Linked DNA regions of Homo sapiens: region 1 is linked to region 2. A link is an interaction called in ENCODE POLR2A ChIA-PET data of the cell type or tissue named here. Cell type or tissue: IMR-90. All regions are shown on one strand. Each heading gives the region's core, and the rest is flanking DNA. Links, peaks and the distances in the headings are about the cores only.

Region 1 (6,259 bases), core at 2,260-6,259, 200 kb after region 2:
ATTGGATGGATTAGGCATTTTGAGTAGTTCACTCAGACCACTGAGATGAGAGTATTGACCTCTGAATATTATGAAGGAATCATTAAGAACAATAGTGAAGACAAGCTCTGATCATCATCACTGAAAGAACTCGGAGTGAAATGTATAGAACCCTTCTTCCATTTTAATTTGCATTTGTGATGAAAGGAAGTTTCTAGGTGGTGCTCATCTTTCACTTTCGACTCTGACATTTTTTCATGTTGGCCATGACTCATGGGGTGTCACCTTCAGCTTCTAAGAATTAGGCCAGTTTCTTGTAGATCTTGTCATATTGCCACTCGGAGTTGAGCCGGAGGAAAGAAAGTAAGGCACAGTTGCAGTTGTTTAGACGAACATCTCAGTCAGGCTTATGAGAGGCAGTAGGGCAGAGCAGACTGTCCTCATTCTGTCTGGCATTGGTTTTCCACCTGTTCTGAAGATTTTTCTCTGAACCGTATCTTGTGCAGAGATGACAGTTTATCATAGAGTTTCCCCTACCCCCAATTTCTGGCTGATTCCTAAAATTTCATCAGTATCAAGAAAGTAATTTATTTGTACAAATTGTGTTACTTAAGAAAAACGCAACTATCCCTGCAGGGGGCTGAAAAGCCAACATCTAAATGATGGCAGCGGTGGCCTGTCTGGATGGGCTGCTGCCATGATGCCGGCTGCAGTCGGGGAGGCATGGTCTGTGCTGCACGCTCCATGGAGCCACTGGGAGCTGGGAGTAGGTGGAAGCCCTGCCCGTTTCCAAGTTGGCAGGGCGGGAGCAGCCGTGGCTACATACCCGGGCTTCCCTGTGCTTTTGGGGGCCCAGGAACCTCCCCTGCCCCTGCAGGCTTGAAGTGCCTGCTCCCACTGCCTGGCCTCTCCTTGCTCCTGGTGCCTGCTCTGATTTTGGAGCAAAGTTGAGGCCAAGCCTGGGCACTGTCATGACCTGGCTGGGTTTGCGTGTGCTAGGGGCAGTGCTGACATGCCAGCCCCCTTCTGCCTTGGCCCCCTCTGGATTTTGGGTGTCCAGCAGCACAGGAGGGGACGCCAAGGCGGAGCTGAGAGCAGCTCCATTCAGGCCTGCAGGCGCCCCTTCGTGAATAGCCTGGGCGCTGTGGACAGCAGGTTGATGACAGCAGGAGGCAGACAGGCTCCTAGGCGGAAATGGGCGGGTCCCTGGTGAAGCCCCACCTTCAAGCCAGGGATGGCCTGAAGCCTGGGGCCCAGGCTGCCAGTTCTGTGGACTGGAATGAGAACTTACGATGCTTTTTCCGGGCTGCCTGTGGCTGCCCATGGACCAATCAGCATGCACTTCCTGCCCGCTGAAGCCCGTAGAAACCCTGGACTCAGCCATACTTGATGGGATGACCTGCCTGCGGATAGGAGCTTCCCACTCCAGGTCTCCTCTCCACTGAGGGCTGCAGAGACGTCAGGATGACCTGCCTGCAGATAGGAGCTATCCACTCTGGGTCTCCTCTCCGCTGAGGGCTGCACAGATGCTGGGACGACCTGCTGCGGAAAGGAGCTACCCGCTTGGGGTCTCCTGAGGGCTGTTGTGTTGCTCAATAAAGCACCTCTTCACCTTGCTCGTCCTCCAGTTGTCCATATACCTCATTCTTCCTGGACGTGGGACAAGAACTCGGGATCTGCCAAATGGTGGGACTGAAAGAGCTGAAACACAAACAGAGCCGAAACACGTCCTCCCCTCCCCCACTGCTTGCCACGCTGTGGGCAACAGAAAGAGAGAAGAGAGGAGAGAGAAAGAGAAGAGCTGTAGCCCTTTGGGAAGCCCAGACCTAGGAGCTCCTTGAGCCAGGGCTGTGACACCCTCTTTGGAGCTCTGTGGTTCCTGGCCTCTCCAAGCTTCTGGGCAGCACCATGTTCCCCAGTGCCTGCAGTGGAAGCTGCTTGTAGTACGCCTGGTTCAGCTGCAGCCTCTCAGGGAGCTGGCGCCTCGAGCTGCTCACCCCCTGGCAGCTGGCGTGCCTGGCTGTGCGCAGTGGCCGGACCCTGTGCTGGCTCGCCTGTGCACCTCTTGCCGCTCCGTGCCTGGCTTGTCCTTGGCATGCATGGAATCTGTGCTGGTAACACAAGCTGAGCATAGCCTACCAGGCTGAGTGGACGGAACGAGCCCGGCGGGCCTGAGCAAAACTCAGGCAAAGGTGCCACTGGCCACAGAGGTTTCTGGCTAGCGAAGTGACACCCCAAGTATTCTGTGACTTAAACATGAAATACAGAATATTCAGAACTTTGCTGTAATAGCTAGTTGCTAGAAACTCTCTGCTAAATGAGACAATAATAAATAAGTTCCTTTGGGGGAAGGAGAATCCCTGAGGGGGTTTTAATAGCTGGAAACTGTGAACAAGCTTGAGGTGTTAAGACCCTGAAAGAGGAAAGGGAAATGAGTACTGAGAAAAGAAGGGGAAGGGCCAGGTGCAGTGGTTCACACCTGTAATTCCAGCACTTTGGGAGGTCGAGGTGGGTGGATCACCTGAGGTCAGGAGTTCAAGACCAGCCTGGCCAACATGACAAAACCCTGTCTCTACTAAAAATACAAAAATTGGCTAGGCGCCATGGCTCACGCCTGTAATTTCAGCACTTTTGGAGGACGAGGCAGGTGGATCACGAGGTCAGGTGTTCGAGACCAGCCTGGCCAACATAGGGAAACCCTGTCTCTACTAAAAATACAAAAAATTAGCCAGGCGTGGTGGTGGGTGCCTGTAATCCCACCTACTCAGGAGGCTGAGGCAGGAGAATCGCTTGAACCTGGGAGGCGGAGGTTGTAGTGAGCCGAGATGGTGCCACTGCACTCTAGCCAGGGTGACGGAGTGAGACTCTTTCTCAAAAAAAAAAAAAAGGAAAGAAGGAGAAGGACATTTAAAAAATACATTATGCTGGTCCTAGCTATTCTGGAGGCTCAGATGGGAGGATTGCTTAAGCTCAGGAGTTTGAGGCTACAGTGTGCTATGATTATGGCTGTGAGAGCCGAGATCGTGCCACTGCACTCTAGCCAGGGTGACAGAGTGAGACTCTTTCTCAAAAAAAAAAAAAAGGAAAGAAGGAGAAGGACATTTAAAAAATACATTATGCTGGTCCTAGCTATTCTGGAGGCTCAGATGGGAGGATTGCTTAAGCTCAGGAGTTTGAGGCTACAGTGTGCTATGATTATGGCTGTGAGAGCCGAGATCGTGCCACTGCACTCTAGCCAGGGTGACAGAGTGAGACTCTTTCTCAAAAAAAAAAAAAAGGAAAGAAGGAGAAGGACATTTAAAAAATACATTATGCTGGTCCTAGCTATTCTGGAGGCTCAGATGGGAGGATTGCTTAAGCTCAGGAGTTTGAGGCTACAGTGTGCTATGATTATGGCTGTGAGAGCCGAGATCGTGCCACTGCACTCTAGCCAGGGTGACACAGTGAGACTCTTTCTCAAAAAAAAAAAAAGGAAAGAAGGAGAAGGACATTTAAAAAATACATTATGCTGGTCCTAGCTATTCTGGAGGCTCAGATGGGAGGATTGCTTAAGCTCAGGAGTTTGAGGCTACAGTGTGCTATGATTATGGCTGTGAGTAGCCACTGCGCTCCAGCCTGGACAACCTAGCAAGACCCCTAAAAAAATAAAAACAATAAAAAAGTAAATAAAAACCATTATGCTACTCCACAATTTTCATGCAAGTAACTCTGGTGAAGTGGTCACTGAAATCTATAGAACTTTTAGAGTTAAGAAATTCACTCAGTGATGTGGTTCATGCCTGTCATCCCAAGTCTTTGGGAGTTTGAGTTGGGAGGATCACTTGAGGCCAGGAATTCAAGACCAGCCTGGGCAACATAGCGAGGCCTGTCTCTTAAAAAAAAAAATAACTAGGTGTGGTGGCATGTGCCTGTAGTCCCAACTACTTGGGAGGCTGGGGCAAGAGGATCGCTTGAGCTAACGAGGTTGAAGCTGCAGTGAGGCAAGATCATACCACTGCACCCCAGCCTGGGCAACAGAGTGAGACCCCGTCTTAAAAAAAATTAGAGTTAAGAAATCCGTGTTTTGTTAATCCAGGACTTGGTGAGAGCCATCCGTTTACAAAAGGCTCTTTTCTCTACCTGCACCAGTCATACCTTCACATTGCCTTATACCTGTCATATCGATGATGCGGAGGATAGTGGGAGAGTCTGTGTAACTATCTTTCTCAGCCAAATTATTCCAATCTTTTGCATGCAATCAGGATTTAAAATGAGCAGTTAGTATGTAGGCTGCACTGTGAGGGGGAATGACTTCCGACTTCAGGCAATTCACTGTGGCCATTGTTGCACAGAGAGGCGTTTCAGTATTTCTACTAGAGCCTGTGTTTTGTGAAGCTTCGCTGGTTTTGCCAGATGCCATTGGCTCATCTTGGTGAAGTGCAGCTGTAGAATTGGTATTTTGCTGAGTGTATCCACGTCAACGTCTCTGAAATACTGGTGACAAACTTTTTCCCACCCCAATGAGAAAATTTTTGTTTTCACTTTCTATGACCAGTTAAAAGAAGATGGATGCACAGTGTTCAGCCAAGGTCAATGCAAGGAAGAGGAGAAAAGAGGCGCCCGGACCCAACGGGGCAACAGAAGAAGATGGGGTTCCTTCCAAAGTGCAGCGCTGTGCAGTGGTAAGTGGAGATTAACCTGGCAGGGGGAGGGTAGAAACCGATATGACATTGATGATATCAGTGTTACATGTCTTCTGAAATAATGAAAAGAAGGAATAGTAAGTGTATTTTCACAGTCACTGGAAATCTGCTGCCTTTTTACTGGATTATGACTCACAGCTCAGTTGTAGAAGCTTTACATTGGGTTTAGAAAAAGAAGTGTTAGGAAAATATGGAAGTTGCATGTGTATTAGGCTGAAACTATTGAAATATGGCCAGGTGCGGTGACTCATACCTGTAATCCCACACTTTGGGAGGCTGAGGTGGGAGGATCACCTGAGGTCAGGAGTTTGAGACCAGCCTGGTGAAACCCTGTCTTTACTAAAAATACAAAATTAGCCGGGCGTGGTGGCGCATGCCTGTAATCTCAGCTGCTTGGGAGGCTGAGGCATGAGAATTGCTTGAACTCGGGAGGCGGAGGATGCGGTGAGCCGAGATTGCACCATTGCATTCCAGCCTGGGCAACAGAGACAGACCCTATCTCAAAAATAAAAATAAAAAGTAAATAAACAAATAAATAAAACTAATGAAATAGAAAAATTGGGGCTCTAGGCAGTGATTTGATCTTCGTATCATCTCATGGTGTCTAGTGCGTCTTTTCTGCTGTTTTTTCTCCCTCTATCATTCCTCCATCCTGTTACTAGTTGTATCTTAGATGAGAACCTTTTTCCGTTTATGCCTACCTTATGCTCCTTTATCTCTGGAAAATTATCTTTGTATTTCCTAATTATTGCCAAACCTTAGATGAAAGACCCCATTCCACACTGCCTATCCCATCTCAGCTTGCTACCCTTCCTAAAGCTTTCCTCCACACTGCCTATCCTGTCTCAGCTTGCTACCCTTCCTAAAACTTTCCATAATAAAAACATGTCAGAGAACACTTACACACAATTGAAGCTACTGTTGTTAATATTATTATGAAATCTGTGTTTCAAAATCCCAGTGACAGAATTGTATGTTTCTTTACCTATATTGACTATTAGCCATTGATCAAACTCAGTTTCCACTGCTTAGTTCTAGAGCTTCCCAGCCCAAAGGGAAAAATCTATTCTGAAACAGTTAATACTTATTCCAAATGAATGCTCTGTCTTGAGCAATAAAAGCAAATAATACCCTACAAATAGACAAGTGCCTGCAGGGCTGATATTGATCATAAGGGCAAGTATATATATTTGTTTCCTGTTGCATTTGTAACAAATTACCATAATACAAATATACAAATGAATTATCTTACAGTTCTGGATATCAGAAATCTGAAATGGGTCTCAGAGGGCTAAAATCAGGGTGTTGGCAGAGCTGGAGGGTCCAGGGGAAAGTCCATCTTCTTGCCTTTTCCAGCTTCTAGAGGGTTCCCACATTGCTTAGTGCTTGGCACCAGCCAGTGCTCACATCACTCTGACGATTGCTTCTGCCATGTCTCCTGCTCTGATTCTGAACCTCCTACTTCCCCTTTTCACTTACAAGGACTCTTGTGATTACGTTCGGTATACCCAGATAAACCAGAATAATCTTCCTTTATTTAATCATATCTGCAAAGCCTCTTTACTATTTTTATTTTTATTTATTTTTATTTGTATTTT
Region 2 (6,458 bases), core at 2,459-6,458:
GAACCTGGGAGGCGGGGTTGCAGTGAGCCGAGATTGCACCAATGCACTCCAGCCTGGGTGACAGAGCAAGACTCCGTCTCAGAAAAAAAAAAAAAAGAAGAGAGTTGATATAAAAGTATGTATGATAACATCTCTATACCAGAATAGTAAGGAATTTAATCATGGACTTTTTCCCAATAGTAGAGATTTAAAATGTCGTGAACAGCCAACATTTCCAGCATAAAGAAGAAACTAACATATCCTTTCTCCTAGTTTAAAGCATCATTTTCATTACTTTTGGGAAGACTATAGAGTCTTGCATTGTTTTGATGCTATCTGCTTTTTTAAGCTTTTTTCAAGAATTAAGAAATATTTACGCTGGGCGCAGTGGCTCACGGCTGTAATCCCAGCACTTTGGGAGGCTGAGACAGGCGGATCACCTGAGCGTCAGGAGTTCGAGACCAGCCTGACCAACATGGTGAAACCCGTCTCTACTAAAAATACAAAAATTAGCCGGGCGTGGTGGCGGGCGCCTGTAATCCCAGCTACTCAGGAGGCTAAGGCAGAAAAATCGCTTAAACCCGGGAGGCGGAGGTTGCAGTGAGCTGAGATCGCGCCACTGCACTCCAGCCTGGGCGACAGAGGGAGACTCCGTCTCAAAAAAAAGAAAAGAAAAAAAAATATTTAGCCGGGCTCAGTGGCTCACGCCTGTAATCCCAGCACTTTGGGAGGCCAAGGCAGGCGGATCACGAGGTCAGGAGATCGAGACCATCCTGGCTAACACGGTGAAACCTCGTCTCTACTAAAAATACAAAATATTAGCCGGGCGTGGTGGTGGGCGCCTGTAGTCCCAGCTACTTGGGAGGCTGAGGCAGGAGAATGGCGTGAACTCGGGAGGCGGAGCTTGCAGTGAGCGGAGATCACACCACTGCACTCCAGCCTGGGTGACAGAGCGAGACTCTATCTCAAAAAAAAAAAAAAAAGAAAAAATATTTAGATTTGACTTTTACTTCCTTTTCTGTTTTTCACTAAAATATCAATACTCAATCATTTAAGTTTTGTCCTGGAATTGACCAAAATATCTGAAGCACGGAAATGAGATACACTCTGATAAAACAGCCAAGCAGCAAACCAGACAACCTTCGGTATAAATAGCTTTATTATGTTGGGTACATACCATCTGTCTTTGAAAGCATTGAAACTTTGGTAAACTTTTCTTTTAGGTATTTGACACCGAAATCTCAGTTTGGGTCAGCCTCACACTCTGAAGCTGTACAAGAAGTCAGGAAAGACTCCGTATCTAAGGTATGTTGATACTGAAGATGTTCTGAGTTTTGCTGGTTCATTAATGCTGTAGATTAGTGCTATCCATAGTTTTCTACCTTTTAACAAAAGCCCCTATAGTTAATCAAACACCCTGTCTGAGTCCTCTTAGGCTCACCTAGAGAAAAAGCACTTTTTCTCCAAAGGAAACTACAATTTTTTAAATAAACATACTACAAAAAGCAAAGTTTTTCTCTAAGAGAGTGAATATTTTCGCCTTTGCAGTTAGTGTGATCTGTGTCACAGCTTCTCAGCTACGCTGGTGTAGTGTGAAAGCATCTATAGATAATATGTAAACACATCAGCTTGAATGCATTCCAGTAAAACTTTGTTTACAAAAACAGGCAGGAGGCTGGATTTGGTCCATGAGCCATAGATTACTGATCCTTGACCTATGTAATCCAAACTCACAAAACTGAATAGGTTATACCTGGCACCAGCTTCACTTAGAATGTTACAAGATGGAGCTGAATGCGGTGGCTCACGCCTGTAATCCCAGCACTTTGGGAGACTGAGGCAGGTGGATTATCTGAGGTCAGGGGTTCGAGATCAGCCTGACCAACATGGAGAAACCCCATCTCTACAAAAAAATACAAAATTAGCCGGGTGTGGTGGCGCATGCCTGTAATCCCAGCTACTTGGGAGGCTGAGGCAGGAGAATTGCTTGAACCCGGGAGGTAGAGGTTGCGGTGAGCTGAGATCGTGCCGTTGCCCTCCAGCCTGGACAACAAGAGTGAAACTCTGTTTCAAAAAAAAAAAAAAAAAGAATATTACAAGATGGGAGGCCAAGCACGGTGGCTCAGGCCTGTAATCCTAGCACTTTGAGAGGCTGAGGCAGGCAGAAAGTTGGGAGTTCGAGACCAGCCTGGCCAATGTGGTGAAACCCCATCTCTACTAAAAATACCAAAAAAAAAAAAAAAATTAGCCAGGTGTGGCACATACCTGTAGTCCCTGCTACTCAGGAGGCTGAGGCAGGAGTATTGCTTGAACCCGGAAGGCGGAGGTTGCAGTGAGCTGAGATGTCGCCATTGCACTCCAGCCTGGATGACAGAGTGAGACTCCACCTCAAAAAAAAAAAAAAAAAAAAATTGCAAGATGAGAAAAAGTATGCTAGTAAGGCAGCATCAGGCATGTGTGTTCAGCAGGAGTCCTCAGCAGCAGAGCTCCAAGGTGATAGCCTGGAAAAAGGCCACACAAGTGAGTGTATTAACTACTTTGAGACCACATGCCCTGTAAGGGTCAATTATTTCTTATAACAAACAATGGGTCTAGCTTCCAGGGGTCTTGGTGAGAAATACACCCAGTCAAGTTACTTATAGAAGTAACTTATAGAAGTCCCAAGCTTTATCTTCCAAACACTAGGTATTTTTTTTTTGCTTGTTTGTTTTGTTTTGTTTATTTTTTGAGAGAGAATCCATCGTCCAGGCTGGAGTACAGTGGATGCTCGGTGCATCCTCAGCTTCCCTGGTAGCTGGGACTACAGGCTTATACCCCCACGCCCGGCTAATTTTTGTATTTTTAGTAGAGATGGGGTTTCATCATGTTGGCCAGGCTGGTCTCAAACTCCTGACCTCAGGTGAGCTGTCCGCCTCAGCCTCCGGAAGTGCTGTGATTACAGGCATGAGCCACCGTGCCCAGCCATGTTACAGATATCTTTAAATATCATTTATACTTATCTCTACATTGGTATTAGACTGCAGTTGTGCCTTGTGGCAAAACAGAGAGTGGGTGTACTACATCAGGGGTGACACAGATAATTGGGTATTATGAGTTATTAGACTGGCTGGTAGATCCTATTATTTACTGTATTATAGATGCACATTATTACCTCACATTTTTTTGAACCTTTTAATGATTGTGTTTACAACATAAATTGTTCCTTTTGTAAAGCTACTGTATATCTTAATTTTTTAGTTAAAAACATTATTCTCAGAAGTGGTCTGTAAGCTTCACCTAAATGCCAAAAGGAGGGTCCACGGTAGAGAAAAGAGTTAAAAACCCCTATGCTGGCAGACCTTTGTAAGGTGAAAGAAGGTCAGGTCCTGATACCAGCTATTGGCCATATTTGGAATCTAGTCTGTGGGTTTTAATCTGTAGGTTTTCATGGGAGTGAAAATGAAGTAATAGCTTAATCTAAATTTGCCCATGAAATAAAAATACTATTAAGAATAAATATACACCTATTTGGGAGGCTGAGGCAGGAGAATCACTTGAACCTGGGAGGTGAAGGTTGCAGTGAGCTGAGACCGCGCCACTGCACTCCAGCCTGGGCGACAGAGCAAGACTCTGAAAAAAAAAGAAAAGAAAGAAAGAAATATATACCTTATTAGTAATAATAATGTATAGTGACAGTCCAGCTGTAGTATCAGTGTAATTAGACTTACATCTTATGATTTGATATTTTCCCCTGGTTCACTCAGTCTTTTTCTGTTTTCTACAGGACATTGACAGTAGTGATAGGAAAAGCCCAACAGGGCAAGACACAGAAATAGAAGATATGCCGACACTTTCTCCACAGATATCCCTTGGAGTTGGAGAACAAGGTGCAGATTCTTCAATAGAGTCCCCTATGCCATGGTTATGTGCCTGTGGTGCCGAATGGTACCATGAAGGAAACGTCAAAACAAGACCAAGCAATCATGGGAAAGAGTTATGTGTCTTAAGTCACGAGCGACCTAAAACCAGAGTTCCCTACTCGAAAGAAACTGCAGTTATGCCTTGTGGCAGAACAGAAAGTGGGTGCGCCCCCACATCAGGGGTGACACAGACAAATGGAAACAACACAGGTGAGACAGAAAATGAAGAGTCGTGCCTACTGATCAGTAAGGAGATTTCCAAAAGAAAAAACCAAGAATCTTCCTTTGAAGCAGTCAAGGATCCATGCTTTTCTGCAAAAAGAAGAAAAGTGTCCCCCGAATCTTCCCCAGATCAAGAGGAAACAGAAATAAACTTTACCCAAAAACTGATAGATTTGGAGCATCTACTGTTTGAGAGACATAAACAAGAAGAACAGGACAGGTTATTGGCATTACAACTTCAGAAGGAGGTGGATAAAGAGCAAATGGTGCCAAACCGGCAAAAAGGATCCCCAGATGAGTATCACTTACGCGCTACATCCTCCCCTCCAGACAAAGTGCTAAATGGACAGAGGAAGAATCCCAAAGATGGGAACTTCAAAAGGCAAACTCACACAAAGCATCCAACACCAGAGAGAGGCTCAAGGGACAAAAATAGGCAAGTGTCTTTAAAGATGCAGTTGAAGCAGTCAGTTAATAGAAGAAAGATGCCAAATTCTACTAGAGATCACTGTAAGGTATCCAAAAGTGCTCACTCCCTACAGCCTAGCATTTCACAGAAAAGTGTTTTTCAGATGTTTCAGAGATGCACAAAGTAAGGCCTGGTAAAGGGAGTGCTTTGTGATCTAGTAAAGCTGGAATGTGAAGCTCTTTCCTATCATGGAATCTTCATCCATGTGTCATTCATGCTGCTCTCTAGGCACACTCATTGTCCTTAATGAAGGTCTGTGTGATTGTAAGGACTGCATAGACACATGAGCTTCTGCACAGCTCAGCGGTAAGCAGGGGTCCCCTGTCGTTTCCCTTCTTAATAACAGATGTGTATTAAGCTTTACAATTCTTAGAGATATCTTAAGCTTTGGCCAACTCCAGGAAATCTTCAAGTGCCATTGTCTTTCCAAAAACTGCATGTTTTATGGCCTTTGCTCACCTTTTTGTCGTGACTGGTAATCAAAGCAAGATTATACTATTCTGAGTGATTAAGGAACCCATGCAGGGTTTAAAATCCATTTTCTTGCTATTGTCCAATGTTTACAGAGTACTCAAAAGGTTTTCCTAAAGTAATCTAATTTCCATCTCCAATTTAATTCAATTTTCAGCATTGTAGCATTTCCTTTGGTGTTTGTTTTTTTTTTTTAGACGGAGTTTCAAAATTTGGATTCATATTCATATGTGGGAAATCCCAGATTTTTTTTTTTTTTTTTTTTTTTTTTTTTTTTTGGAGACAGAGTCTTGCTCTGTCACGCAGGCTGGTGTGCAATGGCGCGATCTCAGCTCACTGCAACCTCCGCCTCCCGAGTTCAAGCGATTCTTCTGCCTCAGCCTCCCGAGTAGCTGGGATCATAGGCATGTGCCACTACACCCAGCTACCCAGCTAATTTTTTTTTTTTTTTGTACTTTTAGTAGAGATGGGATTTCACCATGTTGGCCAGGCTGGTCTTGAACTCCTGTCCTCAGGTGATCCACCTGCTTCGGCCTCCCAGAGTGCTGGGATTATAGGCGTGAGCCACCACGCCCGGCCTGTTTCCTTTGGTTTAAAGTGGATTCGAATCAGTGTTAAATCAGAAAATCAGGGTTTTCTAGGAAATTGGGAATTAGTTGCCAGAAAGGAAACTGAACTATGCAGAAGGAGTTAAGAGCTGGGATGAGGCTGGATGGGGTGACTGACAGTCCAGATCATTGAAACAGATTGGGTCGTCGGAAACTGGTCCAGATGAGGCTGGATGGGGTGACTGACAGTCTGGATCATTGAAACTGATTAGGTCGTCAGAAACGGGTCCAGACGAGGATGAGGCTGAGGCTGGATGGGGTGACTGACAGTCTGGATCATTGAAACTGATTGGGTGGTTGGTCAGAAACGGGTCCAGATGAGGATGAGGCTGAGGCTGGATGGGGTGACTGACAGTCTGGATCATTGAAACTGATTGGGTGGTTGGTCAGAAACGGGTCCAGATGAGGATGAGGCTGGATGGGGTGACTGACAGTCTGGATCATTGAAACTGATTGGGTCGTCAGAAACTGGTCCAGATGAGGCTGGGTGGGGTGACTGACAGTTTGGATCATTGAAACTGATTGGGTGGTCAGAAACTGGTCCAGATGAGGATGTGGCTGGATGGGGTGACTGACAGTCTGGATCATTGAAACTGATTGGGTGGTCAGAAACTGGTCCAGATGAGGATGTGGCTGGATGGGGTGACTGACAGTCTGGATCATTGAAACTGATTGGGTGGTGAGAAATGGGTCCAGATGAGGATGAGGCTGGATGGGGTGACTGACAGTCTGGATCATTGAAACTGATTGGGTGGTGAGAAATGGGTCCAGATGAGGATGAGGCTGGATGGGGTGACTGACAGTCTGGAT

Evidence for each region. Peaks named below come from ENCODE experiments on the same cell type or tissue, not always from the same donor. Only the 100,000 strongest peaks of a DNase experiment are listed, where the experiment ranks them.
Region 1: POLR2A ChIA-PET joins it to region 2 with 5 read pairs; 8 of 35 experiments call an interaction of 5 or more read pairs at or near these places.

The regions. Positions count from the first base shown.
Region 1 is chr3:196,268,796-196,275,054 of GRCh38, reverse strand. It overlaps PCYT1A (phosphate cytidylyltransferase 1A, choline), which reads left to right. Exons shown (of 9, transcript NM_001312673.2): 2 at 4,514-4,640. The coding sequence starts at 4,524. Among named protein-coding and RNA genes, the nearest start is that of PCYT1A, 16 kb to the left of the region's middle. RefSeq lists enhancers at 94-303, 1,472-1,971. In IMR-90, for the core only: no CTCF peak of the experiment used is centred there; no DNase peak of the experiment used is centred there; H3K27ac peaks cover 317 bases.
Region 2 is chr3:196,470,057-196,476,514 of GRCh38, reverse strand. It overlaps RNF168 (ring finger protein 168), which reads left to right. Exons shown (of 6, transcript NM_152617.4): 5 at 1,203-1,284; 6 at 3,743-6,458. The coding sequence ends at 4,696. Among named protein-coding and RNA genes, the nearest start is that of RNF168, 30 kb to the left of the region's middle. RefSeq lists a silencer at 6,132-6,308. In IMR-90, for the core only: no CTCF peak of the experiment used is centred there; a DNase peak (open chromatin) is centred at 4,754.